Linked DNA regions of Homo sapiens: regions 2 and 3 are each linked to region 1. The links are chromatin loops, found by intact Hi-C in ENCODE. Cell type or tissue: IMR-90. All regions are shown on one strand. Region 1 has its middle 45 kb from the start of LINC01915. Region 2 has its middle 27 kb from the start of HRH4. Region 3 has its middle 84 kb from the start of LINC01915.

Region 1 (2,500 bases):
AGTCAATAGTTTCTGCCACAGGAGTCTCCCAAAATAATCCGTCTTGCCTATTCACCTTAGTATTAGTATGAGTTTATTATCTGTTCAATCCCCTTAACATTATCACCTCCACAAATTGCGCATGCTTCCACATTTCCAGGAAGTCTACCAAAATTTTCAACATATTTCCCTTTTCTATCCTGAGCCAATTTTCTCCTAGGGATTTAAAGAGTAACTAAATACAGAATCATGTGCTATATGTGTAGGCCTACCCAGGAATCATGCCTCCACCATCATTCAATTCTGGAAGAAAATCTACCCAATTTTCACTTTCAGCAAGGAAACACATCGACACACCCACACACTACAGTCCTGTCTGAGGATGGAGCAGTGACCCATCCTCACCTTTCCCAACTACAACTTTCTTCAGAATATATGTACTCACGAAGTAGTGCAGATTAGCCATATTGCTCTTCATATCATTTGGATGCTCACAGATCTTCACCAAAGAAAACTAGAAAGGCAAAATGCCTCGATTGTGATTCTTAGCCAACCAGACTATTTAGCGGCTGAATCAGGTGTGCCTCATTCTAACATTCTCCCTCCTCCCCTATGTCTGATTTGCTTCAGTCCTGGGGCACTTGGGCCAGCACGTATTCTCCTAGTTAAGATGTGAGTCTGCTCTAAGATTTCCAGCTTTTTTTCATTGTTGTTCTTCTTCTGTCTTGGCCCACAAATACAGGATTTGGCTGGTGAGACCGTTATTGGTAGCCAGGTGGTCTTCAAAGGAAAAAACCAGATCGCAGGGAGTGTTGTCATAATCTATAATTTATAAACCCTGTCACTGTGTTAATTGCCATTAGAAATTCATTATTGTCACAACCAGCATTCACTGATGAGACACAGGTCAGAGCTCTCTCCAGCTGCCAGAAGAGTAAAATGTGCCAAGACTGTGGTGGGGGTTGGCAGTGGGGGGGAGCAAGGGCGGTGGGGGAGGGGAGGTCAAGAGACACTCCCAGGTGCAAGGGCTTGAACCTCATTAGCCCTTTCCCTGTAACTGTTTACACATGAGTGTGCCAAGATTGCATACACCTTGGGAAATTTCCACATAAACTTGAACTGAGAGGCCCACAAAAGAATGATGGAGAGTACCATTATAGCAAGATTGTATGGACAGCATCATCCTGAGGGGTCCAAATCACCTGCCTGCACCCAGTGTTGATCATGTGGAACTCGTACACAGGAGCCCCATCAAATGTACAGGAATGTTCGATGATTCTGCTTGCAGGCATTTGTCTGCCTTTTCAAAGCTTTTCTATTTTCATATCCACACAGTCACAGCTACACTAGAGGGCACTTGAACCCCACTTTTACTGCAGACCAAGTCATTGACTCAGGTATTGGTGGTGCTTTTGGAAGGGGGGCGAGGAATGGGGAAGTGGAGGAGGGCAACGGGAGGGGTATATTTATTTTAACATCTTCAATAAACCCATCGGTATTTGAGGAAGCTTCCACGTCAGACTTTGGGGACCAAAACCTTAATTATACAATATAATTGTTGTTAATGGAACGTGTACATTTCAACCCAGCAAGATTGGTGGTGTTTAATGCCAGCATGACATATTTCCCAAATTGTGGTCTTTATTTGTATAAATAGGAAAGAAGCAAAAATTGCATCAGCTCTCTGCATAATGAAGAGGGAGGGAAGTGCAGCCTGTGCTGTGGTGGCCAGATGCTCTTTTATCTCTTTTCAAATCAACATGCAGAGCTGGTGGCCCTCAAACAGAAAGCATCTTTCCCAAGGGATGGCAGAACTGTACGTTTGGAATGATAACATTCCATAAATAAATAAAAAAGATTATTAAGAACGCTGTGTAAATCTCCTAGTCAAACACCCCTTCAAGCAACCATCATCAGTAATTCAGTTTGGTCCCTTAATCCCACTGTATACAAATACACAGCATAAATACAGTATTTAACAAGCACCAGAGAGAAAGCAGCACTCTTGCAATAAAGACTCATTTAGGAAGAATGAACATGCCTTGCCCCCAGTCCTGCTGGCCGCCCCCAGGATTCAGTTCTTGATTTGACTCTCCCACCTGGATGAGATGTCCAGCTCACATGACTGAATCCCTGGCATAACCCCCTATTTAAATAAAACCTAAAAATATTAACTTTGGTCCCACAACCTTTTTGTTCCACATCAGGGAATTCACAGGGTATCCATTAGAAACCATATCACATTTACAAGGCTCCACGGACTTCCTTAAGCCTTGATGCTCCAACGGGTTATACAGGCTAAGAGGTGGGGATGAGTGCAGATCCGAAGTGGGTGGGTGAGGATCTCCCAGCCTCTCAGCCCTGGCACGGGGACTTGCTTTTCTCCAGGCTATCTGGTTCTCTCTGTTTATTCTCTGCCTGCTTTCCTTGTGTCTCTCGTTGTTTCTCTCTAAATCTCCATCTTTCCCTCTCTGTCCCTCTCCCCCTCCCTCCTTTCCTCTCTGTCTTTGTAACTCTCCCT
Region 2 (2,500 bases), 190 kb after region 1:
TGGCTATTTTTAAAAAGCCAAAAGCTTTTAGTTGGGGCACAGTGGCTCATGTCTGTAATCCCAGCACTTTGGGAGGCCAAGGTGGGGTGGATCGCCTGAGGTCAGGAGTTCGAGACCAGCCTGGCCAATATGGTGAAACCCCATCTCTACCAAAAATACAAAAATTAGCCGAGCATGGTGGCGGGCTGTAATCCCAGCTACTCAGGAAGTTGAGGCAGGAGAATCGCTTGAACCTGGGAGGTGGAGGTTGCAGTGAGCCAAGATCATGCCACTGCACTCTAGCCTAGGTGACAGAGCAAGACTTCATCAAAAAAAAAAAAAAAAAGCCGGTAGTTTTTAATATTGTTAGGAAAGATTCAGGAATGACACTAATGACATAGATACAGAAAAAACTTTTCTACTTACCTTATAGTCTCAGGGGATTTTAAGGGATTCTTGAAGAAGTGATTCTGGTTTGTAATGTCACAGGGCAGCGAGGTGTGTGTGTGTGTGTGTGTGTGTGTGTGTGTAATGTGGATAGGAGGTGGATGGGGTGGGTTGTGTGGTGTGTGGAGTGGATATTGGGGGTGGATATGTGTGGGTTGGTGTGGGCCTGTGTCTGTGTGGATGAACAGAAGTGTGTCACGCGTGGAGAGGGCAGGTGTGGGGGTGGATGCAGCGAAGTGCGTGTGTGTGCACGTATGCCCTCATGTGAGCACCTGGGGCAGCCTTACCTTCTAGCAGGGGAGAAGGAGAAGTCATTGTTTTATCATTTTTTAGGGCGTTTATGTAGCCTTAACTGATTTTCTGAGTTTAATTTAATACAAAATATTGAGAAGTGAGTGGGGTGCTGTGATCAGACTGCTTTACATTGTAACACAAAACAACCCTACCCGTGTACTCAGTAGCTGCACAGACAGAACCAGAACAGAGAAAAACTATGTGGAGCTACTGACATCTGGTGGACAACACAGAGACTGCTGACATGGATGGGGGAAAGACCTAACTTCGGGATTTTGTTGATTTAGATTTGCTTTTTAGTTTTGGTCCTGTTTGTTTGGGGTTTGTTTGTTTGTTTGTTTGTTTGTTGTTTTTTCTTTTTTGAGACAGAATCTCTCTCTGTGGTGCAGGCGGGAGTGCAGTGGGGTGATCTCAGCTCACTGCAGCCTCGACCTCCTAGGCTCAAATGATCCTCCCACTTCAGCCTCCTGAGTAGCTGGGACTACAGGTGCTCACCACCACGCACGGCTAATTTTTGTTCACCATGTTGCCCAGGCTGGTCTCCAACTCATGACCTCAAGTGATCCACCCACCTTGGCCTCCCAAAGTGCTGGGATTACAGGCGTGAGCCACCACGCCCAGGCGATTTGTTTTGTTTTGATTTGATTTGATTCAGTTTTTTGTTTGGTCCACTTACCAGTCACCTCTTTCTACATGCTCTGTCTTATTAACTTCCCTATGTGAGAATGGTGTGAACAGAGCCCCCTGAGAGTCGAGAGACAGTGTGGGATGAAGCTTCAGCACCTGGACTCAAGTTTCAGATCCCTGAATTCAAGTTCTGGCTTCAGCACCTGCTGATTGTGCTGCCGGAGGCAAGTCAACTACTCTCTTCATCCATTTGTTTCTAAGGAATGAGGCCATTCATCCCTGTGCTGGTGGAGTAAGTACCGTACCTAAATTTCTGCATTACCATTATCCATGCAAATCCTATTTCAGCCTTCTCCAGTCAAAGCCTTGTCTATACAATGTCCAAGACATCAGCTACACAGCCTTGCTGTGGAAGGACTGGGTTGCCTGAAAAGATACAGGGCCAAGCAGGGCTGCTCTGCAGTGGGGCAGCTGTACAGCACTGCCCTCTCTTGCGTCCCTACAAATAGTACTATAAAAGAAGCAATTAATCAAGCTATGTCACTTCACTGCGGCGCACATTCATGCTCACGTTCCTGTTGACTCCGTGCCAGGCGATCTCTAACTCCTTGAAGGCAAGGGCTCTGCCTACCCCGTCCCCTAGTAACCACTCCATGCTATGAACCTGGCTAGGGGCTATCGTCTCAAAGCATCAGGGATTTTCCTCAGTCTCGAGAATGGGCTAGAAGAATATGGCCTTCAGAACTTCAGATCATCCATGTGACGCTAAATGGAAAAAAAATACAAAATAAGAATTGTACTCACACCAACTTGATTCCAGAAATGAGAGGCCAGGAAACGTAGAACCTGCAACCACCCATCTAACTGGGCCATGACCCAGATGGCCTACATTGGAGGCAAGGAAACAGGAAAGACAGAGTAATAATTTTAAAAACATTTGTTTCCAGTTATCTAAGAAGAAACTGGTAAGTGTCTTCCTATGGAGGAAAAAGCATATCTTTTTTTTTTACATCTTTATCTTGCCTATTGGAAAGTTTCAGTAAGGGTGAATATCAGAAAAATGTTCACAGTTACCCTAAACTTATTTTGCAGGTTGTTTTCTTTTATGATCAACTGTGAAATTTAGTAAGAGAGCAGAGAACAGGCGGTTTGG
Region 3 (2,500 bases), 130 kb after region 1:
GAGCCTTATAAAAATTCAGGGAGTTCTTCACCTCTTCCATCTTTCCTGACTCCAGATGGGGCTCTGAGCTCTCTTGCTTGGGTTTCCAAGTGAGGGAATGAGGAGAGAAGGAGACATATTCCCGCCCCAGTCTGCACTAAAAGAATGGAAGTGGGCATGACAGCAGAACGGGTCATGCTTTCCTCTGGCTTTAAAATGCCATTTATCGACTGGGCTCCATGGCTCAAACCTGTAGTCCCAGCACTTTGGGAGGCCGAGGTGGGCGGATCACCTGAGGTCAGGAGTTCGAGACCAGCCTGGCCAATATGGTGAAACCCCATCTCTACTAAAAATACAAAAATTAGCCAGTGCGGTGGCAGGCACCTGTAGTCCCAGATACTCCGCAGGCTGAGGCAGAAAAATCACTTGAACCTGGGAGGCGGAGGTTGCAGTGAGCCAAGATCGCGCCACTGCAGTTCAGCCTGGATGACAGAGGGAGACTCCACCAAAAAAAAAAAAGCCATCTTTCTATAGCAGTGGTCCTGTAGTTATAGACCAGACTCCAGTACAAAACCAAGATTCTATTATGAGATATCCACCTTATCCACAGCCCTGGGGGAGACAACCATATTAATTAAATTTCACCGCTGCTGAATTCCATGAGTTCCTTCTATGCTTACCAGGAGCATCTACATGAAAAGCACAGGGTCTGTATCCAGCCAGAGTAAGCAACCATTCCATTATATAATCTAGGGGAGGCCAAAAGGCCCAGGGTCTCCCCTGAGGCCCCATTTAGACTGCTCTAGGAACTGAACCTTCCAAGGCTGCTCCTTCTCATGCCCTCTGGGCTGGGCCAAGCCCCTTCCTCCAAACTCCCACAACATCCTCTATTAATGAGTATATAACATCACACAGCAGCCATGAAGGAACAGCAAACGTGTGAGTTGAAGAGAGACCTCCCTATCCTGTCCAGCTCTATTCCAGCACTCCTGGGGCAGAACGTGCTGCTTGGTGAATCTGTGAGCTTGCTCTCCAGGGATGCTTAGAAGCAGGCAGCCATTCATCTGGGTCCTATGGGGACAGGGATTAAGGGGCTTCCGGCATTGGGCAGAATGTTGGAAGAGGTGACCTCTAAAGTGTGACTCTTCAGTTCCGTGAGTACTGTGCTGAGTCTTTGTGTGACGCAGACTCTTGACAATCTAGACTTCCAGACAAAGGAAAAATGATGGCTTTCACTCAGGTTTGCTGAGGATGATTTGCAAGTGCCCAAGCATCCCTTTGTCACCTAAATCAGATCATTAACCATGGTTACTCCTTGGTAAGATGAATTTTATTTCTTTGTTGAGTTGCTTATTTATAATCCCATCTTGTTTTGCAGAAGCTCTGGGGTGACTATAATGCAAATTGGACAAAGCAAGAGTGCTAAAAATGCAGAGACAGACCTTCAAATGCTCCCAAATTCTAGCGTCCAGCAGCCGTCCACAGTACTTATATGGAGCAATGGTGACATCCAGTGGTCAATTAAGTTACACCTGGATGAGGTTTGTGATTTTTTTTTTTTTTCCCCCAACCTAGAAATAATTATACCAGAAAAAATATTTTTTGAACAACTCAGTTTTGGGTTCCTCTGAACATCAAGAAAAGCCTGAATGTTGTGTCTTCAAATTCAGGATAACACTGGCCTCTGCCTCTCAGCTTGTAGCATTCATGTCTGCAGACAGTCTTCGCTCAAGCATAGAAAAAAGAGCTCTCTACTGCCTCATCTATAAAATGGAGCAGGCAATAAACTACCTGCCAAATTGGAGTCAGCAATGAGTTGCCACGGGAAGCACAGTGTGTGAGGATGGCCATAAATGTGTACAGCGGGAAAATGAGAGAGACGGTGTTCCATAAGTCAAACCAGGAACAAAGAACAGAAAGCTGAAAGAATGAGCCCAGCTGAAGGCTCTCAGACAGAGAACTGTATTAGGGTAAGGCCCTGGGCTTATTTGCTTTTTCTCCCCTGGCACTTAGCACAATGTCAGCACATAGCAAGGGCTCGGATATTTTTGACTCTTTGAATGAATGAATGAATGAATGAATGAATGAATGAATGAATGAATGAATGAATTGAGGATTTCCTAGGCATTATACCCCAAAGGATCTGCCAGTTAAGGATTTGGTGGGTCTGTCCAGCCTAGTTTGGATCTGGAGGTTGCACCTTGAGGTCACATCTGGAGATCAGAAAGAAGGATAGTTTCTGAATGATCTAAATGTCTCAGAATAAAATAGGCTGGAACAGCACAAGGTAACTGTGTGGGTTAAGCAGTGTTAGGAGCTAAATTGGTATAAATCCCATCTCTGTGTAGTTTGTACACTGAAAATCTACATGTTGAGTTATCTAATTTGCCAACTGAGTCTGTGGTGTTTGTAGCTGACCCACTAAGCAGTGGCCTGGGAGAATGGAACAGGAGCTTGTGACAAGCGACAGTCCCTAAGCTCATGGTTCAACAGCCAGACTTATCAGAGGCTGATCTAAACG

Evidence for each region. Hi-C counts contacts between places; a loop is a spot of excess contacts. Peaks named below come from ENCODE experiments on the same cell type or tissue, not always from the same donor. Only the 100,000 strongest peaks of a DNase experiment are listed, where the experiment ranks them.
Region 2: a loop joins it to region 1, with 8 times the contacts of the local background. A loop is called at or near these places in 3 of 110 quality-filtered maps.
Region 3: it touches region 1 in a loop (6-fold over the local background); 5 of 110 quality-filtered maps call a loop at or near these places.

What each region holds. Positions count from the first base shown.
Region 1 is chr18:24,671,590-24,674,089 of GRCh38, reverse strand. No RefSeq gene overlaps it. Among named protein-coding and RNA genes, the nearest start is that of LINC01915, 45 kb to the right of the region's middle. In IMR-90, a CTCF peak has its summit at 1,341 (motif pointing right); no DNase peak of the experiment used is centred here; H3K27ac peaks cover 1,514 bases.
Region 2 is chr18:24,486,282-24,488,781 of GRCh38, reverse strand. No RefSeq gene overlaps it. Among named protein-coding and RNA genes, the nearest start is that of HRH4, 27 kb to the right of the region's middle. In IMR-90, a CTCF peak has its summit at 946 (motif pointing left); a DNase peak (open chromatin) is centred at 911; H3K27me3 peaks cover 581 bases.
Region 3 is chr18:24,543,238-24,545,737 of GRCh38, reverse strand. No RefSeq gene overlaps it. Among named protein-coding and RNA genes, the nearest start is that of LINC01915, 84 kb to the left of the region's middle. In IMR-90, a CTCF peak has its summit at 1,487 (motif pointing left); no DNase peak of the experiment used is centred here; H3K27me3 peaks cover 344 bases.